7 separate regions of the Homo sapiens genome follow, and all the other regions are linked to region 3. A link is a contact called in ENCODE Hi-C or POLR2A ChIA-PET data. All regions are on one chromosome and are shown on one strand. The core of a region is the stretch at or near the end of the contact, and the rest is flanking DNA. Distances in the headings are between cores, read along the strand shown.

Region 1 (3,691 bases), core at 1,033-3,532, 830 kb after region 3:
TTCCAAACAACACCTTTTTAAAATTGCAGGCGGACGTCGGGAAATATGAACATTTAAAAACCAAAGCTGGCCGGGGAGGGTGGAGGGGGGAGGTGAGCGGGGAGGTGGGAGGGGCTTATTTCCGAAAAGGCAGATTCGAGGGCGAACGTTTCGACGAACTCCAGTAATTAACCGGCATAGACCACTGACGAGTAATTCGATCCTGGGGAGAGGGAGTGAACTAGCAATGCCAAAAGTACTATCAACTCGATCAAACCGAGGAATTCTGGAAGGACTGGCAGCTCCGAGCCCCGGGATGAGTTAAACGGGAAACCATTCATTTAACAAAAAGATCCTTAGATCCTTACACCTACCTCGAAAGCTCGAGAGCCTGGCACAGCACTAGCTGCCCTCAAAAGTCTGTTTGATTACCCTGCTCTCGCTTTGGCAACACAAAGCCTCGCCAGGCGGCAGTGCGCCCTCCCTCCCCGCTGCGCCGTGGGCACAGACTCCCCAAAATAGTTCCCCTCGGTAGGTACCACGGCGCTGAGGTCGGTCAGCTGAGGAGGGGAGCCCGCAGAACTGCGGTCACACATGAAATGACAGAGCCGAAGGGAGGCGGCCGCCCCGGCGCCCAGTGACAGCGGGCTCACCTCCGGCGTCCTCCCGGGAGCGCGGCGAGCGCCCCCGCGGCCGCCCAGAAACGTGCCGGGGAGGCTCTGTCCCCTCCCCGCCCTCCCCGGGAGCGCCGTCTGGGCACGGAGAACGCTGGACCCGCAGGGCCAGTGGGCGAGCACACACCCCTCTGCCCTCCCCTCCCCCGCCCCCGTCCCACACACCCCCAAAGATCGCGCAGGAGGACGTCCACTTTGCGTGGAGTAATTGCAAACTAGAACATCAAATGGCTTGTCCGGGGGGAGGGGGAGTGGGCGAGAGATAGTTGTTAATGCTTAACGTGTTTGTGCCTGTTACACCACCGCTTTGAAATCCGCCCGGGCAGATCTGCAAGTTATTTGAATGTATTATTCCAGTACCTGTCATTTATCACTTTATTCAACACGTCTTTGCCAACTCAATAGCTTTTGATCTCATTCTGCCTCCATTTCGTAATTTCCGCCCTCTTAAACATATCAAATACTTACTTTGAAAAAAGAACAATATCGAAACCCACCGAAAGAAATCCACCCAGACACGACCGAGCCAGACACGAAGGTAAATTTTCAAAAGGCAAAAAATATAAAAAGCATGTGATGTTCAAGAGGCAATAGCAGGAGAGCAAATGAACACACACACACACATACACACACACACACACACACACACACACATCCTTGAACAAAACCCTTCTCGAACAAGTTATTTGATCTTGACTAAAATCAGCAGTTGGATCCTCTTTGTAAAGCTGACAGCCAAACTCTGACAATGGCAAAATACTCGAGCCCCAGCTAGTGGCGCTACCCCTTTAAAAAAGGAGTCGATCCTGCTTGCCTGCAGAAGTGAATACAGTATTTTCAAGCTTGCCCTGTAATAAGCATTACTAGGGGGAAAAATAATAAAGAAAGAAGAGGGGGACAGACAGGTTTACCACCTCGCCATGGTCGCTATTTCTGCCCTGGGGAGTGTCTTCTGGGAGGAAATAAAGTTTAGAGCTGGATAAAAGTTGCCGGCTGGTCCTCTCTTCCCACAACAGCTGGAGCTCCGCTATGCAAATCGGATCCTTTGGCGTACATCTTACAAAGAAAAAGTCGCCAAGGGACAAAATTCTTGGTTTGCCTTCAAGGTGGAATTGAAAAGCCTTGTAGAAAATGTAAGGTCCGTGCAAGCCACACGGTGAGCCGACCCACTGCAGGGGGGGAAAAAAACACCAAATAAATAATGTAGCCATCAGAGCACAAACATCTATTCCCAGACACATTTACACACAGACATCCACTCTCTTAATACAGACGACCCAACAGATATAACGCTGGGTGGAAAAATAATAGCACCCACAAATTTTCTGCTTCCCTAAAAAAAAAAAAAAAAAAACTCAGGGCCCCCCACCGCCACTTCTACCCACCTCCCCATTTGAGGCGGTAAAATTACATTATGTATGTATGATCAGTGCAGGGATTTTTTTAAACAATAAAAATGATTTTGGGGGATGCAGAGGGTAAAAGTTTGGTGAAAAGTTTGTGGGGGGTGTGGGTGGGTGCAGAGGTGTGGGTGAGCTGGGGGGTTGGGGGGTGCCGGGGGGTGCCGGGATCGGAGGAGCGGAGGAGAGCGAAATACCTGGAGTGAGTTGGGCTCCATCTCGACGTTCTGAATTGATTGAACTCAACATTCTCTCCAAACTTGTTGGCTTGAATGGATTGCATCAGGTCCTGGCAGGGAAACGCATTCTCTGCCTTCAGCCGGCGTAATGTCTCAATATAAAACTGAGCTCTTGCCTCCCTTCGGGCACCGAAATGATTGAAAATATGTCCTAATATTTCTATAACGACTCAATTTTCAGCTCCTGAAAAAACTATGTGGGTTTTCTTCCAAAGATGGATTGATCAAATTCATAATCGAGAGAAAGGCGCCATACGATCTCGGCGGGAAGAGGATGGATCAAGGCAAAAAACACACAAGAAGATTTGTAAAAATAAAAAGCACCCTAAAACTGTGTGGAGATGTGATTCCTCTCTCTCTAACCGCTCCTGTCTGGGATATCGTCTGATGAGATTTTTGGAGGAGAGGAGGGGTAGCGAGCTCCACTGTGCATCTGACAGGACCTGCTTGTATATGTCTAATATAAAGAACATTTCCTGCAGAGATTCCGGGGCGCTGCTCCTCTTTCTAATGCTTCTTAGCAGATTTGCTGTTATTAGACATGTAGATTTGTTTGATAGTTAAATTACGCTTCCTCACTGCCATGTTTTCGAGAACTAATCTGTTAAATTATCTTTTGATGCCTATTTACATGGAAGGGAAAAGTGGGTTATCGATTATATAAACATATAAATATTAATGCATTTGTTCGCTTCGCAAAAAAATACTCAGCAAAAAAAAAAGAGACAAGTGAGCAGTGCACACACATCTTAGGATTTCGCAAACAATATTGAACGGACAGCGACTGCATTTAGGGACTGGAACAATAAACGATGCATGATAAATCAATAAATGCGAGAAGCGAGTCTGCTCAGAATATGAATTCAGGCTCCCGGTTCTGCGTGTGCATTCTTTAATTTTGAAGTATATACACTAGTACGTGTTTACAATGCTGATGGACGCCAAGGGCGCTCTCAAATGATAATGTGTTTATATAACCCAGCGCTACAGGAATAATATACCGACTCCTACCCCACCCCCATCCCCTCCCCCGCCAAAAAAGGGAGGGGAGCTTCCTCAATAATAGTTTGAAACTGAAAAAATCCATTTGCAAACTAGTTAAATACAACCAGAAATTAAGCTGTTGAAAACCGGGGGCATGAACCGTAAGACAATAAAGGCTTTAAATGTGTATATTTATTGTTCTGGAGCCCTGGAGCATTGCGAGGTTTGCATGCACGGCTATTATGCAAACACAGAGAAACTTAAGAGCGACAGAACAAGGAACAGGCAGAGACTGCAAAGCCCTCGCAAGCTCCGACCCAGCTGCCGGTCCTCCGCCAGGCTAGATTGCATTTTCGCAGTGTTGATTTAAAATGGTGTACTCGCTTCCCCCACGTTCCCCCACCCCCTTCCCCGC
Region 2 (4,189 bases), core at 653-3,152, 750 kb after region 3:
ACTACTCCACTCCCTAATGCATCTGCCCAAGAATGAGCCAGCAATCAGAACAGCCCATCTCCTTCTTCACCCATCCTCCATCCCTAGTCCTATTATGAGCACTAAAGAGTCAAATCAAAGTATTGGTTTTGGAGATGCTTCCTTATTGATCTATCAAGGAACCTCAAGCCATAGCCTTTTGATCTTTCCCTTTTTGCACATAGTTCTGTTCAAGAGGAAGCTTAGCATTAGAAATAGAGTACTTTGGCCTGTGTTATGATGCTCTAAATTCAGAAAAGCCAAACTAATAAAGGTTAACGATGCTGATCCATTAAAGTGTAGCTGGAATGCACGGCAAGGCTACCAGATTTTTTGACATAAACTGCATAAACCTATGCATAAAAATTTTAGATAATTTATTTTAGAACTGTTGTGCTTTATTAAACACAGATTTAAACTTCAGATTTTTATCAAATCATATGTAATATGTCTTCTAATTATAGTTAATCACCATCTTATTTCATTTCCTATCATGTTTAACATTTTTTACTTATTAACACAAAATTTATTCAAAACATGATTAAAAATGTAGATGTCCACTTAAAACTGGGCAAAGGAATACATGGATTATTTTTTTCAAAAATCTTTTAGAGCAGCATTATTCAATAGAAACACAATGTGAGCCAACTTGTAATTAACACATTGAAAATGTAAACAGAAAACAGGTGAAATTAACTTTAGTAAGCTATTTTATCTAACCCAGTATATCCAAAATATTATTTTAACATGTGATCAATAGAAGTGATTACTGGCCGCACACGGTGGCTCACGCCTGTAATCCCAGCACTTTGGGAGGCTGAGGTGGGCGGATCTTGAGATCAGGAGATCGAGACCATCCTGGCTAATACAGCGAAACCCCGTCTCTACTAAAAATACAAAAAATTAGCCAGGCATGGTGGCACATGCCTGTAGTCCCAGCTACTTGGGAGGCTGAGGCAGGAGAATCACTTAAACCCAGGAGGCAGAGGTTGCGGTGAGCCGAGATTGCACCATTGCACTCCAGCCTGGGCGACAGTGCAAGACTCAAAAAAAAAAAAAAAAAGTAAAAGAAAAAAAAAGATTACTAGTGACATATTTACATTATTTTTTCATAGTAAGCTCTCAAAATATAGTGTGTATTTTACATTTATAGCATCTCTTGAAGTGGACAAGACACATTGCAAGGGCTTAGTTGTCACAGGTGGCTAGTGGCTACCTTATTGAACAGCATAGCTCTCTTTAGAGCGTCTGCCTGAAAAGAAATTTTAAAATCATTGTGTCCTGGGTCCGAAGAGGCACTTGGGAAAAATGAGGTTGTTCTGTGTACAGGTTCCTTTTGGCCAACTATCTTGAGATAAGATGTTCTGAAATATAGCTAGGAGAGGAGAACAGAACAGGAGGAAAAGCCTCACAGTGCCTGTTATTTCATTGTTCTGATACCCCAAAGCCCCAACAAAGACCCAAAGTTAGCAAGTATAGTTATTTTAGTAGAGATTCTCGCTTGCCACCTTTGGTTTCTGGTGAATAACAAAAATCAATTCAAAGTAAAATAATAATCTCTTAAAAGCTTCAACTGTTAAGACCTGGTGAGAGCCCTCTCCTCTGGGTTAAACATATCCTTCTGCTGTAACCAGCTACAGGTTCACTTGGTGCCATGTCCACAAAACCATCTGCTCTGTTTTCTGTCATGACACCCAGTTGTTCAGAATGGATATTTCTTTCTTTCTTTTTCTAGTGTGCACATTACTAAAAGTAATTTAACAGCTGAAAGAGATACTTATGAAACCTACTGGAAACTGAAACCACTATTTAATCTCACGGCAAAGCAGTCATATAAAAACTCCGGCACCTTCTAATGTGCTGTCACAGTGCACCATGGAAGAACATCATTGAAAGCTGATGATACAGATGTGCTCTGTTTTACTTCCTTTTTGTACAGGGTTAGTACTGAGTAAGCTGATGTAAGACAGGAGGAGGATGGCTCTAGTTTAGCCACCTTTCCCAAAGTACCTACCATCTGCTGAAAATCATTTCCACAGCAAATATCCCCTTTTCCCCAATCTCTAACATCCAAACCTACCTCTCTTTTCTCATAAAAGACAATAAACAAATTGCTCGTGACTACTATATTAATTCCAGTGATAGTTCTGTGGTTTCATACCATGAGTTACCAGTGCTACAGATCCCTGTTTCTGGGTATCTCTCAGATATTTCTTTAAGGTTATTTCTGTTTGAAAGGGTTGGCAAACTATGGGCCAAATTCAGCCCAACACCTGTTTTTGTAAATAAAGTTTTATTACAACATAGTCATGCACATTCATTTACATATTGTCTTTGGCTGCTTTTACACTACGACGGCACAGTTGTGTGATTATAGAGTGGTGCATTTGCCTCAGAGACCTTATGGTGCACAAATCTAAAATATTTACTATCTGGCTCTGCTGACCCTTGATCTAGAGAATATAGTCTTGCTGCCAGAAATCTGCTATTTTGGATCACGAATATCAGCTTAATTTCTAAGATACAGTTACTCTGTAACACTTGGCTGCATTTACTTGTTCAAGCTGGACTCTCCTTTCCAGAATATGGGTTCTTTGAAGGGCAGGAGCTAGGTCTGTAGCATGTCTGAATTCCTAACACCCTGGAAACAAGCGAAGCACATGATAGATTTTTAATTAATGTTGGTTCTTTTTCTGGTTATTCACTGTCCCTCTGTTCTCATCCTACTCCCGGATCTATTACCCATTCTTTCTTCCTTGCTCTGTGACCCCTGAATGTTGTATCATTGGGCTCCCTCATGGGCTGGCTGGCTTCTGCTTGTTCAGCCAATGGGAGACACCTAACAGATCGCATGTGGGAAAGAGTGAGAAGTTGTCATATTTCTTCTCTGCCCCATCTCTGCTTTGGCCTGGCAGCTCTGGCCAAGGCCACAGCTCCACCCTGACGGCAGCTTTCACCAGGTAGCACTATGTCTTCCTCTTGCTTCTTACTAGTGCCCAGATGTCTTCATGGTTCTTTTCACCCTAACCCCATCTCTATAGTCTTCCTTTGGTTCCTTTTGTTAAGCCTTGGGTTCCCAAACTGTAAAATGGACTTAAGAACAGTGACTTCCTGGGGGGTCTTTAACAGTAGTTAAAAGATGCAAAGTAGTCAGGCTAATGTAGCACACAGTGAACGCCCCGTAGGTACTTGTCTGATTATTGCTTTGCAAGCTGTTTTCCAAAGTATGCCAAGGAACACTAGTTCCTTGAGAAAGAAGGGAGTATGTTACCAAGGGTTATGTGGAAAAGGGGCACCACAGCACGGGAAACACTGAGTTTAACAAAAAGTTACACAAACAGCTTGGAGCCTTTAACATGCTAATGGACATTTTAATGCACAGGGGGGAAGATGCTGCTTTTTCTGACTTTATTTTACCATGAAATCCTCTCCCATCCGCTTCCTCACCCTCCCCCACTTTTTTGTCATTCATGGCTCACCTCAACAAGTTAGTGTTTCCCTGATCACATTTTGGGGACATAACACACCCGAATGTTGATTACAGCAATTGCCCTGCTCCCTTCAGCTCTCCTTCTCAGCACACACAGCCAGCTTAACACTGTATAATTACAAATAGTTTATTATGCATGGTATAATCACTCATCTGTATAACACTCCCAAATTTATAAAGCCCTTTCATGTGCTTAGATTCATTCAATCCTCCTAGAATCTCTCTTAGGGTCTGTCAAGAATAGTCCCATTTTATACAGGAGGACACAGGCAGCTCAATGAGGTGAATGACTTGCCCAAGGTCATCCAGCTAATGGCAGGGGCAAGTTGCCTGGCACTATTTTAAATCTCACACTGTTCTCAACACACCCCAGCTGCCTTCTGCTTGACTCTGAACCTCTGAGAAGAGCCCTGTCAGATTCATGGTATTCCCAGGTACCTCTCAGAGACCCTCCAGTGGGCTGGTGGCTTTGAGAATTCTCGTGATTTTTATGAGACGCAAATTTCTGGTTTCAGATTGCAGTATTAAAGAATCTCTTCCAGTCTTGTGTTCAAAACAATCCCTAAGTGAAGCTTGGTGTTGCCTTATTTGGAAGATAATCTCAAAAACAGATGACCATTGCACAGAACACACCTCGCCAGCACAATTCTTTACTTTTAACCCCTTAGAAAGCACATTTCA
Region 3 (3,688 bases), core at 456-2,955:
CAAAGATGAGCTTTGCTGAAACATAACACTATAGTCTATGTAAAGGGTTCAGGTTAAAGCTTAATAAACATATTTCCTTTGCTACTTCATTTATAACGTGGCTGAAAGCTGTCACAGAAGGTTGCCAAAAGATACTTAATAGTTGTCTGATCTCAAGAAACTAGACCATTATAGGTAACTCTGGAGCCAGAATGTCAATAATCTGTCAGGATGACTAATCCCATTTCAATGAATGAGAATGACATTGTTGATTGGCACTGGGCTTGTGAGCTTGGGTTTGGAGGTGGGGAGAGGTGACGCATGTACCACGTATTTGCCAGGACTACCAAGGGACCTTTTTCTGCTTTACTCCATAGTCATATCTAATTTCTAAGTGTTCATTGGCCCCATATAGGCTTCAGGAATTCCTAGTACTGCCTTCCTTGGAGTTTACTGTCATTGGATCGATTAGCAAAGGGTAAATGCATGAAACTTTCCATTTCTCTTTATGCTTGTGTCTATAATTTGGGTAAGATGGCAGGTGATGGTTTGGGGATCTAGGCTGAGGTCTCATGAGCTAAGAGGATTGGCTGATTAGGAGCACATCATGATACACTTGTTTCCTTTCATACCTTCTCTGTTTCTCTCTCTCTCTCTCTCTCTCTCTCTCTCTTTTCTAGGCACCTTGACCTACTTTTGTCCTTAATCTTGCCAAGCACGTTTCCCCCTCGGCCCTTTTACCAGGTATGTTCCCCCAGTAATCTCTCTCATCTGTTCAGGTTTTTTCAATGTTATCTTCTTCATTGACCCCTCTCTCTGAAGTGCTACCCCCTCCCCAGGCCAATCTCAATTCTCTAATCTTAGTTTATTTTTGCTTCATGGTGCTGCTCATTACTACAGAATATTATGTTCAATAGCTCTTTATCTATGTGCAGATTTTCTATCCTCTTCACTAGAGTGCAAGACTTTGAGAGCACAGACTTTGCCTGTTTATTGTTGTATCCCAATGCCTAGACGAGTGCCTGAACATAGCAGGTGTTAGGAAATGTTTGTTGAATGAGTGAATGGAGTGTTGAAAGTAAGGAGACTTTTCTAGGCCAGGGGTTTCCTGCCAAGTCATGTGCCAGCTCCAGAGAGCAATGCTTATGGAGACAAGGCAAGAAGCCACAGCAAGGCGTGTGGTAAGGGCTGGTGGTAAAAGCTGATCTGGGAGCCACAGATCACAGCAGTAGTCAGAAAGCACAGTGTTTTCTAGGAAATTCTGGATCAATGTCAGAATCCAAGTGAATGACAATGACAGCAGATGTGAGTTCCTAGCACAGATAACTCACGGGAGGCACTTTCTCAGATGCGAAGCTTTCCAAATGCTTATTGCTGGAATGGAGCCCACATGGGCCCTGAGAAGCTCTGAGGCTGAGCTCAATTCAGAGGTGGTAAAGTAGTTAACCCAAGGTGGTTGGTGATGGAGGCCTAACTGCTGTGAAGCCATCATTGATGAATCCATTCTGTTCTGCAGAAGAGAGAGCCATGTCTTCCAAACCAGTTCCCAATGCACTATAGCCTCCCTTTACAGATCCTTGTCTCCCAACCCCACCACCCCAAAATACTTTTTTTTTCAAAGAAGTTATGGTGCTGACAATCCCCCAGGGACCAGTGGTCCACTCACTTCTTATGTCGGGGAAATCCACTCGACAGCAAAGGGCTCTGTGCTGGCTGGGAATCCCCACTGCAGCAGCAATCTTTGTGGGGCTGAGCTGCAAACGCTTTTCAGATTTAGCACGCAGCCTCATGAGGAGGAATAGTTGCAGTTGCCTCTGCTGAGAAACAAAGCTGATGACACTGAAACATCTGGGAAATGGGAATATTATTTCTAGAAGATGAAAACAAATGTCCAAGCTGGAAGTGCTGCTGGCACTGACCTTTGTGTGCCTGGTTCTCCCACCCCCAAATCAATTTGTACACTCCTAGGATCTGTGTAGGTGGAAAGACTTTGCTGTGTATTTGTAACTCAGCTCATTATCTGAGGGTAAGAAGAAAAGAGGCTTGGCGTGGCTTTCAGAGGAAGTAAGGTGAAGACTGTTCTCCCCCAAACAACTAAATAAACCACGTAGACCTTTCATGACTCAGAAACCACAGACTCCACAGCTAACATGCATCTATTCATTCTTGTCTACAAGTATTGATTGAGAGCCTGTTGTGTGACTAACACAGTGCTTGGGTTGAGAACGTAATGGTAAAACAAGATTCACTCTCTCCCTTCAAAAGCAGGTAATCCCACTCTAATGTGGTACATTCTACAACATGGAGGCAGTGGAATATAGTAGCAAGGAAGGTAGATTGGGTTTTGCCACTAACTAGCTGTGTGACCTTGGGCAAATCACTCTGCTTCTCTGAGCTTCAATTTTCTCATCTATATTTCAGGGAAATTACCCACGTTATGGGATTTAATAAAGTCATATTTACTATCAATGTTTAGCCTAGGTGCCAATAAATATTAGCTATGGTCTGGTTATGATTTTATGATAAGTGTTATAGAATGCTGTGGGGTACATTTATATATTGAAATATGCTATTTCTGGGCAAATATAACTATGTTCAGGATAAAGCCTAGAAAAAGTTTGAGTAATTGGAGGTGCTATGTTTTGCTTCTTGCTTGAGAGACCCTCTCTCTGAGTCTCTCTCCTTTCCCCTTTCCTGGAGCCCTGTGTTCTCTGGATCTCCCTTGGATTTTCTCCACCAAAATTTCCTCTCAGTGGATTGACAGATTGGAAGGAATCTAAGGACAGTATGCACATGGCATTGTCATTGATTTAGAGCATCACCCTTCCTGGAGGTATTCACATCTCACCCAGAAAATAGTGAGGTGTCAGTAAAAACTGCCTTCTGAAAGTAATTAAAGAGTTTGGTATTTGCATAGGGAGAGACAAATTGAGAGGGAAAAGTTCCAGAAACAGACCCATGAATACATGGAAATTTGGTTTATAACAGAGATGGCAACACAAATCTGCAGAGAAAGAGTGAACTACTCAAGTGCTGGGATAATTAGCTATGGAAAAAAAGAAATATCCCTATGTCATACTCTATACCCAGGTAAATTACAGATGGAATTAAGACCTCAGTATGAAAGGGAAAGTTTAAAACTTTGAGTTGCAAACATAGGGCACTTTAAAACATCAGAGCTATGTCTCAAAAGGCATACATCCAAAGGAAGAGACTTATATTGAAATATTATACTTGTGTGCCAACAAAGACACAATAGAGAGTTAAAATATAAGCTGCAGACTGAAAGAAGATACTTATAATGCCTACAGATAGCAAAAATTCTTGATACAGATGTATGTTTTAAATTCCTACAAATTAATAGGAAAAGATAATCCAATAAAAATGGACAACTAATATGAACTGGACAGTCATGGAAAAAAGAAAGAAACAACTCAGTCTCATTAATATCAAGTGAAATCCAAATCAAAACCATAGTGTGATATGATTTCAAACCCCTGAGGCTGGCAAAAATGATAATATCTGATAAAACCAAGTTTGTCAAGGATGCAGGGAAACAAATATTCTTATACATTGCTGGTGGGAGTGTAAGTTGGTGAGTCTATGCTGGAGAGTGCATTGGCAATATCTGTCAAAGTTGAAGATGTATATATCCTAAGATTTAGTCATTCTACTTCTAGGTATGTAAGCTAAAAGTCTCTTGCACATG
Region 4 (4,214 bases), core at 1,629-4,128, 550 kb after region 3:
ATCTTCAAAACGAGATAAGGTTCCCTCATCAATCTTATTTTTAGTAAATCACCAGTTTAACTCACCTTTCTTTAGCAAAACCTAACTACATATACAGAAAGGAAACTTTTTTGGAACTTCTCACTCTCTGAATGCATTAAGTAGAAACATTAGCTGAATTGTAAAAAATGCCCCTAATGTAAAACAAAACAAGATGAAATGAAAGCATATACGTTAAGAATATGCAAGACTGAGAGCTCCAGGGCAGGGGAGCCAAGGCATGGAGCAAACAAAGGCAAAGGCACGATAGCCCAGCTCCCTCCCACGGCCCACACCATACAGTCTCCAGCCATTGCAGTGCTGAAAGCACACTGTCCTGGGTTCAAATCCTAGCCTTGCTACTTTCACCGACTGGCCTTTGGCAGTTCAACTTAACTCTTCTAAGGCCCAGGCCCTGTAAAATGGTAATCATAGGACCACTGCAAGAATTCAATAAGAGGTTATATATAAAACCGTAAAATTCCAAGAAAACAGCAAATAATCAATACATGTTAGCTACTGTGGCTATTACTATTATCCCAACCCCAGAGGTTGTTCTGGGCACAAGAAGCACCTGATATACTGTTTTGGAGACTCCCCAAATTGGGGTGGCTGCAAGGTGAGGAGTCAGCAGTCACATGTAACTGTGCCATGAATTCAGATGTCAGGTTAACCGGGTCTCTTCCTAAAGGAACCAAACCAAGAATTTTTTCCTTTGATGTCTCACCATGATTTGAAACTGAGTCAATGTCTTTGCTAAAAGCAATCTTTTTTTTTTGAGACGGAGTCTTGCTCTGTTGCCAGGCTGGAGTGCAGTGGCACGATCTCCATTCACTACTGCAACCTCCACCTCCCGGGTTCAAGCGGTTCTCCTGCCTCAGCCTCCTGAGTAGCTGGGATTACAGGTGCCCGCCACCACACCCAGCTAATTTTTGTATTTTTAGTAGAGACGGGGTTTCACCAACTTGGCCAGGCTGGTCTCGAACTCCTGACCTCATGATCTGCCCACTTCGGCCACCCAAAGCACTGGGATTACAGGCCTGAGCCACCGTGCCCAGCCTGCCAAAAGCAATCTTTGAATCAAAGCTGGAAGAACTGATGCAATCAATATTCCTTAGTTTGGGACTGACTTGGTGCCTGAGTACCAGTCAACTTGGAGGATCTGCCATACAAATTATGAGGGTTTTTTTTTTTTTAACTGTGGAGGTCCTATTTTTGATAGATTATAGAAATAAGGAGTGACAAGTCAAGCTGTCATGAGAGGAGAGTCATCTAAAGTTAGTACTGAAAACAGAAATTTGGCTGGCAAATTAGTTAGAAAAGGGAGGCAGAACAATGGGAAAATTTTTTGCAAGATTTCCTGGGAGTTGGGGATGGTGATGATGGCAGGGGCCCTGGAGTGACCGCTTACCAATTAGTGGTTTACCTGTTAACTTTGGCAGATGTTTTACCAGTGAATGGTAAGATTTCTAATTGAGCTTCAGGCAAGACTGTCTAGTGAAAACTATACTTCTATTTACTCTTCAGTAACTAACAAGGCCTGTTTTTTTCTTTACTTAGTTCTTATTTGAGATCTTGGTTAAGAAATTATAAAATATAAATAGAATATTAGCGACTTGGGTTATTTGGTTGTTGAGAAAGGGTTCTCTAGAGAAAATATAATTTCATAACTGCAGTACTTATTCAATTAGACTAGGAAGGCTCCTCAGAGGTAATCTACTTCAACCTCTTTCTGTAGGCGGAAGCCATGCTCCCAACCAATCATATTCATGAATATCCAGCCTCTGTTTGACATTATTCTTTAAGGTTGTTTGCTTTTAGAATTTTCAGCCCATTTCTTGTAAGTTCCAGTTCTAAGAAAGGCTTTTTTACATATTAAGACAACTCATTTTTCCTGAAACTTGCAATCTTTTCCACTGACTGCCTTTTGTGATTCTGATTGGTGGTGACTTTCTGGTTTTCTCTTTACCTCTGTGGGTGACTAAAGGTGATTTTTTTTGTTTTTCAGAATAATAGTAATCAACTACATAATCTCCAGAAACTGCCAGCAACTTCCAAATTCCTCTTCACATAGCTTCTCAAATACTTCATTAGAACCAGTGTGAAAAATTTAAAATACAATGTGACATTTCTCTAGTAGAATGTAAGCTTCATGAGGGAAAAGACAACGCGTCTCCTTCCTGTATTCCTAGCACCCAGTACGGCACCTGACACATAATAGTGACCTTAGAAGAATATTTAAGAGTCATTGAGTAAACATTTTGTAGAGCTGTCCATGTTTATTTTCCATTCAGTGTTTACCAGGTGTCTGCTATTTGGACAGTCACTTCATTGTTCATTAGTACATGACTTTGGTAAATATATCTCCTGTGAAGAGAAATATTATAACTACTATGGCATTCAACACTGGTATTTCAGTTACTCAACTAATCCACCCACTGATGGAGTGAACCTTGAATTAAATGCTTTGAAGAATAAAGTGAATCTTGATAAAAATCAAAGGCTGAAGAAATCTTGTTTGACAGAAGGCATGAACAAAAATGCTAAAATTAATACTGTTTGTGGAGAAACACTCATTCCACCGCAGACTAAATGGAGTTCATGAGTATCAAAATGCCTATGTGATCAAAAGGCAGAAACAGCTTCTTTTTACTAGGTCTGTTAATATTCCAGGACTCATAATATTGTGCCTACATGAGCACCTGTGTTTGTGGTAACTCAAAGTATTTGAACACCTTATCTCATCCAACCTCAAATTTCCTGTGAGGTATTTAAGCACCGAGAGCTCTTGGTACTGTTTTCAAGATGAAGCAGATGAATTAGAGAGGCTGTTCACACACCAAATTTCACAGAAGCCTATGGAGGAAATGACGGGGAGACTTACCAGTTAACACCCAGTTGCAGAAATCAATGTCAGAGCTTGAAAGGACCTTATAAACCCCTGATCCAATGTGGACTTTCCTAGTAAGACTTCTGTTTGCAGTGACTTGGTTCATTTCACCAACCACAAGAATTTTAAGTAATTTTTAATCATAAAAGTAACATAGAACATAGTAATACATATATACGTACATACATGATACAGAAAGGTATCAAAAAACAAAAACATATATTACTTCCTCCTCTAACATTCCAGTGCCAGTTTCCAAAGATTCCTATTACCCAGAGGTAACCACTGTTAATAATTTTTAATGTATATTTCCAAAAATTTTTTATGCATTTAGAAATGTGTGCATGTGGGTGATGGGTGCACCAAAATCTCAGAAATCACCACTAAAGAACTTACTCATGTAACCAAACACCATGTGGTCCCCCAAAAACCTATTGAAATAAATAAATAATAACATAATAAAGACTTAATAAAAAGTAAAATAAAAATGTGTACATGTATACATACACGCAATGACAGTTGGTCCTCAAATAACATCATTCCATTCAGTGTCATTTCATTATACTGTTGATTGGAAAAAAATTGATTTCTGCCCGGGGCCCCTGTCTGTGTGGAGTTCCCATGTTCTCCCCATGTCTGTGTGGGTTTTCTCTGGGTATTCTGGTTTCCTCCCACATCCCAAAGATGTGCATGTCAGGTGAATTGGTGTGTCTACATTGTCCCAGCCTGTGTGGGTGTGTGTGTGAGGTGCCCCCTGCTAGGGTATGGCGTCCTGGCCAGGGTGGCTTCCGCTTTGCACCCTGAGCTGCTGGGGTGGACTCTGGCCACCCTCAACCCTCATCTGGAATAATTGGGTAATAATTATCTTGTTTTTATTAATCTTTCTTAAAAGTATATATAGTTCGCATTTATTTCAGTGTTTAATATTAGAAGTGTTTTACTCTTTAGAAGTTTGGTGATGTTTTTGTGACCAGAAATATGCCATAGGAACTTAGCTCTTGTTTATATCAATTAGCCTGCAGTAATTTGGTTCCATTGTGTGTTTCCTTAAAGCTGAAGTTTCCAAGTACCTACTGATGACGTTAAGTGAGGACTTAACTTGTGTGTTGCAGCTCCTATTAAATTGCTGCACTTGGAAGCATAGTAGTCATTTCAAACTTTAAAAAGATCTTCTGCTATTCTGTTCCAATTCTGACCTTCTCACAGTTTTATTCATCTAGTAAACACCAACTCGATCCTTCCAGTTGCTCAGGTCAAAACCTTTAAGTCATCTTTGGTTCCTCTCTATCCAAAACACCATCTATCT
Region 5 (3,602 bases), core at 12-2,511, 790 kb after region 3:
GTAAAGTTCCCCTATTTTTTAGATGGGGAAACTGAGGCTTAGAAGTTAAATTATTTGCCTAAGGCCATACAGCTAAGAAGCAGCAGAGTTAGTATGTAAACACCAATCAGCACAACTACTCCAAAGCCCAAGTTCTCCTTTAAACTTACAGTGGAAGAGGGAAGCAAAAAAAAAAAAAAAAAAAAAAAAAAAAAAAAAAAATATATATATATATATATATATATATATATATATATATATATAGTTGATGGTACCACTGAACACTAAAAGATCAAGCAAACCTATGCCATTGGTTGCCAACCAGTGGATCCCCTGGCTTGACATTGTTCTCTTGCTCCACATTGAGGAACTCATCCCTTTTCCTCAGTTTGTTTTCCACTCAATGTAAAACATGAAATTGGGACATGGTGTTAATAGATGTCATACTACATACTTATAGCAAGTATTTAAACTCTTCATTAATTCAATTTTAGGTGCTCTAATTAAATTGTATGCCTTGACATCACACTGAAAATTGTTTAGAACCACTGTATCACCCCAGCACAAGGGTCCATACATAAAAGGTCCTTTGATCCAACAGGTAACACTCATCCCTTACCCATCCAGTCATCTCTCCATCCATATTCTTAGGACCCTTTGAGGTTAAAGAAATTTGAAATACATTTATATATAAATGATAGTGTTTCCAGAAAAATCTTCAACCGAAAAGTTACTATATACGCCCACACATTAGATTTAAAATTACAAGTCATATTTACCCAGGTCTGCCTTCTCCTTGAGAACGTCTTTGAAGTTGAGTCCACTGTTTAGGGTTGACTGCCTGTACTTCAGCAGAGCTTCCTTCTGTCCATTCCTTCCCAAGGCCTCAGTTTTCACTGGTCCAGCGTGGAAGCCACATCTCCACTTGGAGAAATCAGAATGTACCCACTTGACCAGGTCTTCAAGCTTCACAATCACCTTTTCGGAAACAGCAATGACTTCATCCTACAAGAGGTGGTTGGGGAAGAACAAAAAACGTTATTTATAGGTTTGAGGGAAATGATCCACTCTCCACAAGGCCCATCTGAAATGCCATGTGAGTGGTTTAACCTAATGCAAGGAGACTGTGTGCATTCTGGTGACACAGAATCTTTAGTAACTCACTTCATTTCAATGGTTTTTCACTGCTAGTTGTTTAGTTAAGGAATAATTTTTATGTTTGTTATACAATTAGAAAGTATCCAAAAATAGGACAGTAATTCTAATAAGCCATTTTTAATGTTGGTTGCCCAAGTTCACACTCTACCTAGCTGACCACTTGGGTGAAAGCTAGTTTTTAGGTGTAATTAATTGCAAATGTAAAAAGTGAAAGCTAGATGACTAATGGTGAGCCTGTCTCTACATAAATGGTCTAAGTAAATCTAGGATTCTTGGAACTCTGACTCACCCCCAAATTCCTATGTTTATGGTACATTTTCCCTTGGCTTATACACAAATATTGAATTTAACTTTTGTCCTAAAAATTAAATAAAACTGTGATGTAATCCCAAAAGAAATACTTCATAAATGTTATGTGCTTCCCACTGAAAGAAACTTACACATTCTCATGTTTCTCAAAAACTTTGTAAGCTGAGAAATGAACTGATTTTTTCTTTTAATACAGATGGGGTAGAGGGTGAGAGGGTGAGTGAGGAAAAAGTCTTTGAATTTAAGAAAAGTAGTTGAAATGCAAGTTTCTCCTCTGGATCATAAATTTGAATGTTAAGCATCTCTAATTGCTTCTAGGAAACAACCAACTTTTCTGACTCAGAATTAATTCAGCAAGATCTTTAATAGACATCCATACATGGAACAAAGGGAGGCCCCTTCACCCAAAGATTCTTTGGAAAAGGCTCAAGAAGATCATCTCACTGGGTTTTAAGTTAAGTTATTTAAGCATCTGACATTTCAACTTGAACTGACTTCTTTCATTTCTTTTATTTCACATTTCTGAAGAAAGCTTGGCTGTGAAAACCCCTAAGATTACAAAATCTTAGAAATATTTTTGACAAACAACAACAGGAAGATGTCTCAAAGCTATTAAACAAAAGGAATTCACAACTGATTTTGGCTAATTTTGCTGTTAAACATGACTTTTTCCTCCTCCCCAAACATGACTTTTTCCTCCTCCCCCTGCCCCACCGACACACACACACACACACACACACACACACACACACACACTTCTCCAATTCGAACAAAAAAAGGTTATTAGGGTAAGCTTCACATAATAAGAAGCCCTGGGTTGAGGGTTTTTTTTTTTTTCTGATGTTTTAAGGTAGGATCTAAAATTTCAATTTTCCTCATTGAGTTCCAAGCTGCTTCTGAGAAGAAAGTCTATTAGGCAGCAGCAGAGTAACAAATACTCTATCAAAAATGAAAAGTAAAACTTTAGTAATGGAATCCTTTCCCTTATCATGATTAAATATGAACTACCACTAAATGGGAGACAAAGTGGAAACTGTGTTTCTATCGTGCGCTCAAGAAAAAATTTGAGTACTTTATAAACAATGGGGCCCATTACAAAGTACCATTTCAACGGATGATTTCCCTCAGATTCACCACACCATCCTCTTGAAATAAAAGATCTGTAGTTGTCATGCATTTTATAGCTATTTCATGGTGATTATTAAATGTCAGAATAAAGTCAGGCTAGATATTGTTTCAAAGCATATGGGAACAGCTTCTGGACAGGTGACACCAGAAATCAAGTTTAGAATGTACTGGAAAATAATTAGGTGTATCAGTCTCAACATTAGTAAAGAGAGAATTTGGCAACATTTTGACTAAATACAGTTTCCCAGAAGAGACAAGTTTGTAGATGAGTGTTATTTTCAAATAGCTCTCTGATCAAATGATTATCATTTCAATTACTAGTTGCTTCAGATCTTTTCCAAGAAATGGCATGACTATCTCTGGATGGCTTACAACACCCTCCAAACAAATAGTATATTAACCAAGAGAAAATACTATCCTTATGATGTCATTAATGAATAAACCCATCTTTTATGATTCAGTCTATAGGTTTTGTCCTCCCTTTTTCTCCCTCTCTCAAACAGATCTTTCATGAATACACACACACACATAAAAACAAATGCAGGAATTCACATAAACATGCATAAGCCATAAACCCAAGTTTGGCTTAATTGTGAAACCACCAGTATGTTTTACTGTGGATTCACAGAGAAACTGGCCCTGCAACATTGTCAAATGCCATAGAAGGAAATCTGATAAGGAGAGGAGGGGGAAACAGCAAGCCAACACCCCCCTCCCACCACAAGAAAACAAAAAGTAGCCAACATATATATAGAAAATGTCTCAGGAAACATTACTTTGTGCACACAATGGCATAAATCACATGTTCGCATTTACTATTCTGAGCAAGTGCTGACTAAAGTTCCTAATACTCACCATTCTTGGGCAAGTCTCTATGTCTAAGAAAAGAATTTCAATAAGCTCATCTCATGATTACATTAGCTCTCTGCAAACTGAGAATTAGCACTGGATAAATATTGCTGATTTACTCTAATACAACACAAAAGGAACACAAAGAAATACACTTTGTTATTCTATTAATGTACCTT
Region 6 (3,615 bases), core at 867-3,366, 950 kb before region 3:
AGAGTGCAGTAGCACGAACACGGCTCACTGCAGCCTGGACCTCCTGGGCTCAAGCAATCTTCCCAGCTCAGCTTCACGAGTAGCAGGGACTATGGGTGCATGCCACCATGCTTGGCTTTATTTATTTATTTATTTATTTATTTATTTATTTATTTAGTAGAGACAGGGTTTCACTTTGTTGCCCAGACTGATCTCAAATTCCTGGGTTCAAGTATTCTGCTAGCCTCAGCCTCCCAAAGTGCTGGGGTTACAGGTGTGAGCCACTGAGCCACTACTGCTAGTCCTCTTTTTTTTTTTGGAGACGGAGTCTTGCTCTGTCACCCAGGCTAGAATGCAGTGGCATGATCTTGGCTCACTGCAACCTCCGCCTCCTGGGTTCAAGCAATTCTCCTGCCTCAGCCTCCCAAGTAGCTGGGACTACAGGGACCTGCCACCACGCCCAGCTAATTTTTTGTATTTTAGTAGAGATGGGGTTTCACCGTGTTGCCCAGGCTGGTCTCGAACTCCTGAACTCAGGTAGTCCGCCTGCCTCGGCCTCCCAAAGTGTTAGGATTACAGGTATGAGCCACCAGGCCGGGACTTAGTCCTCTTTTAGCCTCACTTCCCTTCTACTCCTGCAGCCCTGACGCCACCTATTTTGAGGCTTTTCAGGGTTGTGTGGCATAAATCCAGTTGGTTCTCATCTTCACAGCGTCAGTTTAGGATTTGGCATTCTCAGGTTTACTGAGTCAGTACCCACTACTGCATCGGCTTTCCAGCTTCTAAAATGCTGCTGCTGTGGATTCCCATTGGCATGTGCAACAAAACACAAACTAAGCCTAGGTGTTACACGAAAAATCAAGCGTCTGTTTTGTGTGATTTCTAGGTAGGTTCCTACTGTTCGGTTGGGGAGGCAACCACAGTCTTCTTGTTGCCTTAGGTTTATGCCTTTAATTAAAGATTCCTCTATGTGTAGCTGAAGTGGGAGTGCAGGAAGAATTGAAATTATATCCGTGTATCTTTACCTGACAGTTTATATAACCATATAACTACAGTTTAATTGCTTACATCTTTTGTAGAGCTTAAATATGACATAATTAGTTAATGAAAAGATTGAGAAACCACAGTAAAGTTATGAAGGCATCATCCTGCCTCCCCATAGATAGAGATCTTGAAAACTTCATCTATGTTTAGACAGGGCAGAATCATAGAGTTTGAGACCACAAAGTCCAACACTCTCCTTCTTATTTTCAAGAAAAGGAAACTGTTCAGAGAGTTGACACAATTTATTCATAAACGTTAGTAGCAGAACTAAAATTATCTGCAGAATCTCCTGATTGTGGGTTAAAGTTTTTTTGTTACAGGTCCAAAGCCAGGAGCTAGCGTTTTTTTCATAGTTGACTAAACGGTTTCCCTATATATTCAATTCTTATTTAATTTAGGTTTTTCTCTACTAACAACATTTGCATTTCCTTTTTTTTTTTTTTTTTTTTGGAGACAAGGTCTCACTCTGTCACCCAGGCTGGAGTGTAGTGGCGCAATCTCAGCTAACTGCAACCTCTGCCTCCTGAGTTCAAGTGATTCTCATACCTCAGCCTCCCCAGTAGCTGGGATTACAGGCACGCACCACCATGCTCAGCTCATTTCTTTGTATTTTTAGTAGAGACAGGGTTTCACCATGTTGGCCAGGCTGGTCTTGAACTCCTAACCTCAAATGATCTGCCTGCCTTAGCCTCCCACAGTGCTGGGATTACAGGCGTGAAACCACCACTCCCGGCCAACATTCACATTTCTTAGAGGTCTCAGCAATCACACCCCAAGCAAGAAAAACTAAATTTACACATATTACTTGAAACAGTTATCCAACCAGATATTTTTATGTGAAAAATCTATTCTGAAGTAAGTGACAAATAAGAAAATATTAATCAGTTTCTCATGCTTGATTAATCTGGGCTAGCTCAGGCCTCCTCCTTCACATTATCACTTAGCCAGAGAGATAGAGATCAGATGACTGTACGCCAAGGAAGACCTGGGTTTCATTTGGTTTAGGGCACTCACTGAGTTACTCACTGTTCCTACAGATGGACGTCTTCAATTTTATACTCAGACTTACATTTCCATTCCCTTGGGTGATGTGTTGCAACATCCCCTCTGATTTTCCATGTTGTCTTAGGAACACAGCCTTCTAAGGGATTCAGGAAGCACACACACCAACAAGGATTCAATCACGAACATTCATTCCATTTAAGCAAAGTTGACTCCCTGCCTTTTCTCCTTTGCAAACCAATGTGTGCAATAGCTTATAGATAATTATGCATTCATTTGAAGACTTCAAGAACAGGGGACTCAGGCAGAATTTGTCAAAGCAAAGAAAATGATCAGATAGTTTTCATATCTCAGAGTTTTCAAACTCTGCCAAATAACTCCATAAAAATGTCCAATAAACACACACACACACACACACACACACACACACCGCTGAGCTACTGATAAAGTATTTCTGAATAAGTGAGTCTTCCAGAATGTTTTCACTTGTTATTCTTTTTTTTTCACAGAAAAACTTTATAAAATTCATTTATTTACTTGACTTCAGAAATCTAAACCAAATTTGTAAATACTTGAGTAAGAAGCAGATAGGACAAATGGAGGGAAAGTTCCATTCCTCAGACACATTCTTTAACTTAGCAGCAGCAACACTACCCTCAAACACACACCATTCTCTACTGATTGTGATAAAGGATCTTAAATATTGGATAGTTTGACATTAAATATAATGCTAGAATGTGAAGTAACCAGATTGCAAGATGATTCACAGATCCTTGATTTGTGATTTTATTTTATTTTTTGATTTGTGATTTTAAATGTGAGCATGAGATAATATTTCCGTGGGGCTTTATATTTACCTGTGCCTGACGTGGCCCAGAATTACCTGCCACAGTGAAGACAGGTAAATGGATGCAAATCAGCTGCCTGCCATTAAATTCTTCTGCTTCTCAAAATCATTAGGACAAGTTGGGAATGCAGTACAGCTCAGCCCTGCACTTCCCTTAGTCTAGTCTCTCGGGTTCAGTACAGCGTCCCCAGTTTCCATTCTTCTGGGAATGGAAGACAACATTCCTTTCACAAGAGCCTTCCATTCAGCATGAAGGAAAAATGGAAACCAAGGAATAAACAGATGCATAAAGCTGCATACACTTCTCCTTCCTGTGTTCTTTCTCCTCTGTATCTCCGTGTTCTTGTGAGAGATGAAATCAGAAATAATAGCTCATATAGATGAAGAATTTTATATACCCTGAGCTCTTCACATAGGCTGTCTAGTTTAATCTTTGTACACACAGGAACATTGAGACCATTGTTATCCCTATTTTTTACATGAGAAAATGGATGCTTAGAGAAATTAAGTAACTTTCTCAAGGTCACTCAGCCGGCAGATGGTGAGCTAGATGCAAATCCAGACATCCTAAATCCAGCCATCACCCTTAACCAGTGCCTGACTGGGAATCGCCTCATTTGTTAGATTGTTAGAGCAGCTCCTCCCAGCATCAGTGGCCTACTTTTCGTTAAACTGTAAAATGTTACCTAGTTTTCTGCCTGGCACTATGTTGAGGCCAATTTGGAACCTCTATGAAAGAGATA
Region 7 (3,643 bases), core at 624-3,123, 690 kb after region 3:
GATGGGTCTGCGGACTTTAATTCACTCATGTAAGAGACAGCCCCACCTCCTTCCAGCCACCCTGCAAGGACCTACACCTGCCCTCTCCTTGAAAGCTCAGTGCTATGTACTTACTGACAGAACCTAAATCCTAAGACTCCAGAATTAGACCAGCTCTTGTTCTTTAGGTGAGACTGATCTCTACCAAGAAAAAGCTCTGCTAGGGAGAGAGCAGTACCCTTACTGATAGCATATCTGGCTTCAGTCAGTTTTATTAGAAAAAAAACAGTGCAAAGCAATAGACGTACTGTTACTTTTACGTGTGTATATGATTCACTGGCCTGGCTTATCACAGAGTTCAGTAAATGCTCTTTGCATGAATGTTTTCAGTATTATACATGAATAATAAGAGTAGCTAAGTGAATAATAATAGTAGCTAACCATTTCTGAGCACTTTCTCTGTACAAGTCACTCTTCTGAGTGCTTTGCATACAATAATTCCACTAAAACTCACAGCAAGCCAAAGAGGAAGGCATGATCCTTATCCCCATCTTACAGACCAGGAAACTGAGACAGAGATGAAATTACTTGTCTCAGACCATACAAATGGTTACTGGCAGCAGAAGGATTTCAACACAGGCAACTGGACTTTATCCAGAGCCCCTGCTTTAAGCAACTTATCTCTAACAGACACACACACAGACACACACACACACACACACACACAGACACACACACATTGCCTCAAAATGAAGTATTCATACTAACTTGGGCTGGCAGTCACCAGGGAGCTCTCCGCAAATGAAAACACTCAAGTACTACATAGCACGAGGGTGCTGCAGCCCACCCCAGACAGGAAACACTGTCCGACAGAATTGACAGCGAGTGGGGTCCCCTTTAGTCTTGACCCAGCAGTAGGTGGCAAGACTCCCACTAAGGCCAATAAAACTTAGTCAGAGAGCCCTACATATTACCCTCCTTAACCAGTGGGCCACTGACTCTTCTGCCTAATCAGTGAAAGATCTCTGTGGTTTAAAAAAAAAATCTTTCCCCTCTGACTGCCCATCTGTTCCTCTTACTCAGTGCCAAGAAATTAACAACTATTCACCTTTGTGAAGTCACTGCTATTTCTATAGGTGTTAATCCTCAGAGAATCAAGCTACCTCCAGAGCTCCAGGCTACTCTGACAGCTAACCCATGTTTGTTTTTTCTTTTTAAACTCCTTCAAATATTAATGAATTATAGTCTATTTTCTCAACAATATAGCAAAACAAGTTTGTTTTTCTTAAAGGGTCTAGAAGCTGAGTTGCAGACAATTTGTTTATATATTTATTTCACTACGGGTTCACACAAGTTACATGGCAGGGCAGTGCAGGTGTGGGAAACTTTTATGTCAACCCCAACTCTTGCAATAATAATAATAAAACAAAGGGAAATGTAACCAGTTACTGGCAAAGTAAATTGCTTTTGGCTTAAATGTTCCTGTTTTTTTCTACTGTGTTCTTCCTGTCATGACCGTCTCTTTTTTTTAATAGCATTTATGCTCTTGGAAATACCACGAAGATAGATAAACTGCTATAAAAGCTGGATTGACTCATCAGTTAACAACTCTTCCTTCCCATTTTGCAGAGAGACTTGTTGCCAACACAGCTACATATTCTCTCGAGAAATTCTTTGTGAGCTTCCACTCAGAGATAGGATTTACTTGTTGGTAGGGACTGGAATCAGGGGAATGGAAAACCAGCACAATTTTCCTAAGAGTTTGACCCCCGAGGTCAATGTCTAGAGAAGTCGGCGGAGCGTTAACTCATTCGATTTGCAAGTTGCGTGTGTCTTTTAAACACGAGCCAGAAAACAAAACTCCACTGATCACAGTATTAGGGAAGACAAACATTGTTCTATGTATAGTATGCGTTACTGATAATACCCTGCATTTCTGTAATGCTTTTCCTCTGAGGATATCAATTCTCTGGCACATTTTCTTTTCAGACAATAATCTTAAAATACTGGCTGGGCACTTTGGGAGGCTGAGGCGGGTGGATCACGTGGTCAGGAGTTCGAGACCAGCCTGGTTAACATAGTGAAACCCTGTCTCTACCAAAAATACAAAAATTAGCCAGGCATGGTGGTGTGCACCTGTAGTCCCAGCTACTCGGGAGGCTGAGGCAGGAGAATCTCTTGAACCCGGGAGGCGGTGGTTGTGGTGAGCCAAGATCGCACCACTGCACTCCAGCCTGGGCAGGCAACAGAGCAAGACTTCGTCTAAAAAAAAAAAAAAAAAATACCCTGGCAAGTTTCAGCATGGAGCATTGCTCTTTCGGGGGGGAGGAGTAACCTACCCTAATTTAGTTATCATTTACTGTGTTCTATTTTCAATGTTTCCCTTTTAACTATTTGGAAACTTCCTCTTTCATTACAACAAAAATAGAACGAATGTTTTTAAAGTTATTAACGTATGAGTAAAAGACTTAGAAACCAAGAATGGCAGAAGGCTTGATCAAAGCCACTCCTAAAATTTATGGGTGTAATGAAAGAAAGGCATTTCACAGATAATCTCTTACAGAATTTCAGTTTTCAAATATGTGGGGGAACAAAAGAAAACTAGAAGCTCTCAGACCTCATTTTGGCTTTAACTTAAAGCCAATATTTAAAAATTCATAAATAAGTCCCTGAAATTTTTATTTCAAATCCACAGTTATATTTCATATAGTGACCATTGGTATTAAATTTCTATTCAATTGTTTGAATCTTTCTACAAATTCACAAAACACTGATCACATACGAATTTAGGAAATATTCAAGTTTATTTTCATTCTGTTTTCCCAAAATCAGTCTTCCACACCCAACAGAAATGCCTGAGAAGCAATTGCATTGTATGAGATATAAACACACTGGGCCATTGACAAGCACAACTTGATCCTGCGCGACGTTCTAACTCTGATGATGAATTTTGAACAATAGATATGGAAACACAATACTGCAAAAGTTTCATTATTTGGCAATTGTTCTGACAGTTTCCTCTTCAGAGTAATTATTTTTTCTCAGATAAAGGCATTAAAAAGATGAAGCCCTGGTGGTGGCTCATGACTGTAATCCCAGCACTTTGGGAGGTGGGAATATTGCTTGACCGGGAACTTGAGACCAGCTTGGGCAATGTAATGAGACCCCTGTTTCTACGAAAATTAGTTGGGTGTGGTGGCATGTGCCTGTAGTCCTAGCTAGTTGGGAGGCTGAGGTGAGATGATTATTTGAGTTCAGCAGTTTGAGGCTGCAGTGAGCCTAGACTGTGCCACTGCTCTCCAGCCTGGGTGACAGAGTGAGACCTTGTCTCTTAAAAAAAAAAAAAAAAAAAAAGAGCAAATGAACCCAGAGTCTGGAACCCAAATTCTAGAGCCAGATTTAAACACTTTTCATGTTCAAATGTCATCAAGAGCAGACAACCCCAATCACTAATGGATGGATGTGCCCTAGAGAAATTTTACACTCATCACACTGGATATCATGCGATATAAAGACCTGGACTTTGAGTTTCCAAGTGTGCTTTTGCCCAAGTCATACCCCTACACTGCTTGAACCACAAACTACAATTTAGCATTTCCAATGAACTCTGCTCTCACAGAATCCAAGTGCTTGTTCTTCCTCCTGGAAGGGTGAGCAGTTGTGG

The links. A loop is a pair of places that touch in the nucleus more often than their neighbours do. ChIA-PET counts read pairs that join two places held with the same protein, here RNA polymerase II (POLR2A). Pooled maps may share reads with other maps.
Region 1: a pooled map shows a loop between it and region 3 (13-fold over the local background). The contact joins the promoter of ARID5B here to the enhancer-like site in region 3. A Hi-C loop is called at or near these places in 10 of 50 pooled maps. POLR2A ChIA-PET finds 5 or more read pairs at or near these places in 2 of 52 experiments (HEK293 and activated naive CD8-positive, alpha-beta T cell).
Region 2: a map of naive thymus-derived CD4-positive, alpha-beta T cell shows a loop between it and region 3 (6-fold over the local background). The contact joins two enhancer-like sites. A Hi-C loop is called at or near these places in 1 of 168 maps with a recorded cell type or tissue (naive thymus-derived CD4-positive, alpha-beta T cell) and 8 of 50 pooled maps. POLR2A ChIA-PET finds 5 or more read pairs at or near these places in 1 of 52 experiments (activated naive CD4-positive, alpha-beta T cell).
Region 4: a loop to region 3 is called in a map of naive thymus-derived CD4-positive, alpha-beta T cell, with 6 times the contacts of the local background. The contact joins two enhancer-like sites. A Hi-C loop is called at or near these places in 1 of 168 maps with a recorded cell type or tissue (naive thymus-derived CD4-positive, alpha-beta T cell) and 9 of 50 pooled maps. POLR2A ChIA-PET finds 5 or more read pairs at or near these places in 1 of 52 experiments (activated CD4-positive, alpha-beta T cell).
Region 5: a loop to region 3 is called in a pooled map, with 6 times the contacts of the local background. The contact joins two enhancer-like sites. A Hi-C loop is called at or near these places in 5 of 50 pooled maps. POLR2A ChIA-PET finds 5 or more read pairs at or near these places in 2 of 52 experiments (HEK293 and activated CD4-positive, alpha-beta T cell).
Region 6: POLR2A ChIA-PET joins it to region 3 with 13 read pairs in activated CD4-positive, alpha-beta T cell. The contact joins two enhancer-like sites. POLR2A ChIA-PET finds 5 or more read pairs at or near these places in 2 of 52 experiments (activated CD4-positive, alpha-beta T cell and activated T-cell).
Region 7: a loop to region 3 is called in a pooled map, with 6 times the contacts of the local background. The contact joins two enhancer-like sites. A Hi-C loop is called at or near these places in 1 of 37 single-sample maps with no recorded cell type and 10 of 50 pooled maps. POLR2A ChIA-PET finds 5 or more read pairs at or near these places in 1 of 52 experiments (activated naive CD4-positive, alpha-beta T cell).

What each region holds. Positions count from the first base shown.
Region 1 is chr10:61,900,290-61,903,980 of GRCh38, reverse strand. It overlaps ARID5B (AT-rich interaction domain 5B), which reads right to left and starts at 2,282. Exons shown (of 10, transcript NM_032199.3): 1 at 2,251-2,282; 2 at 1,568-1,822. The coding sequence starts at 2,271. RefSeq lists silencers at 531-850, 3,591-3,691 and an enhancer at 2,090-2,592.
Region 2 is chr10:61,985,829-61,990,017 of GRCh38, reverse strand. All of the region lies in intron 3 of ARID5B (AT-rich interaction domain 5B), which reads right to left. Among named protein-coding and RNA genes, the nearest start is that of ARID5B, 86 kb to the right of the region's middle. RefSeq lists enhancers at 1,606-1,855, 2,956-3,095, 3,095-3,757. Within about 2 kb of position 1,902, at least 7 of the 41 ENCODE cell types and tissues checked have a DNase peak (open chromatin) inside an H3K27ac peak, as active enhancers do.
Region 3 is chr10:62,731,553-62,735,240 of GRCh38, reverse strand. No RefSeq gene overlaps it. Among named protein-coding and RNA genes, the nearest start is that of ADO, 71 kb to the left of the region's middle. Within about 2 kb of position 1,705, at least 6 of the 41 ENCODE cell types and tissues checked have a DNase peak (open chromatin) inside an H3K27ac peak, as active enhancers do.
Region 4 is chr10:62,182,200-62,186,413 of GRCh38, reverse strand. It overlaps a transcript of RTKN2 not described here. Among named protein-coding and RNA genes, the nearest start is that of LINC02621, 75 kb to the left of the region's middle. Within about 2 kb of position 2,878, at least 5 of the 41 ENCODE cell types and tissues checked have a DNase peak (open chromatin) inside an H3K27ac peak, as active enhancers do.
Region 5 is chr10:61,937,565-61,941,166 of GRCh38, reverse strand. ARID5B (AT-rich interaction domain 5B) reads right to left here. Exons shown (of 10, transcript NM_032199.3): 3 at 759-984. Among named protein-coding and RNA genes, the nearest start is that of ARID5B, 38 kb to the right of the region's middle. RefSeq lists an enhancer at 909-1,038. Within about 2 kb of position 1,261, at least 9 of the 41 ENCODE cell types and tissues checked have a DNase peak (open chromatin) inside an H3K27ac peak, as active enhancers do.
Region 6 is chr10:63,680,981-63,684,595 of GRCh38, reverse strand. The region is part of intron 2 of LOC107984238 (a long non-coding RNA gene); the gene reads left to right. All of the region lies in intron 1 of LOC124902438 (a long non-coding RNA gene), which reads right to left. Among named protein-coding and RNA genes, the nearest start is that of REEP3, 160 kb to the right of the region's middle. Within about 2 kb of position 2,116, at least 4 of the 41 ENCODE cell types and tissues checked have a DNase peak (open chromatin) inside an H3K27ac peak, as active enhancers do.
Region 7 is chr10:62,044,066-62,047,708 of GRCh38, reverse strand. All of the region lies in intron 4 of ARID5B (AT-rich interaction domain 5B), which reads right to left. Among named protein-coding and RNA genes, the nearest start is that of ARID5B, 140 kb to the right of the region's middle. RefSeq lists enhancers at 111-170, 961-1,100, 1,231-1,280. Within about 2 kb of position 1,873, at least 10 of the 41 ENCODE cell types and tissues checked have a DNase peak (open chromatin) inside an H3K27ac peak, as active enhancers do.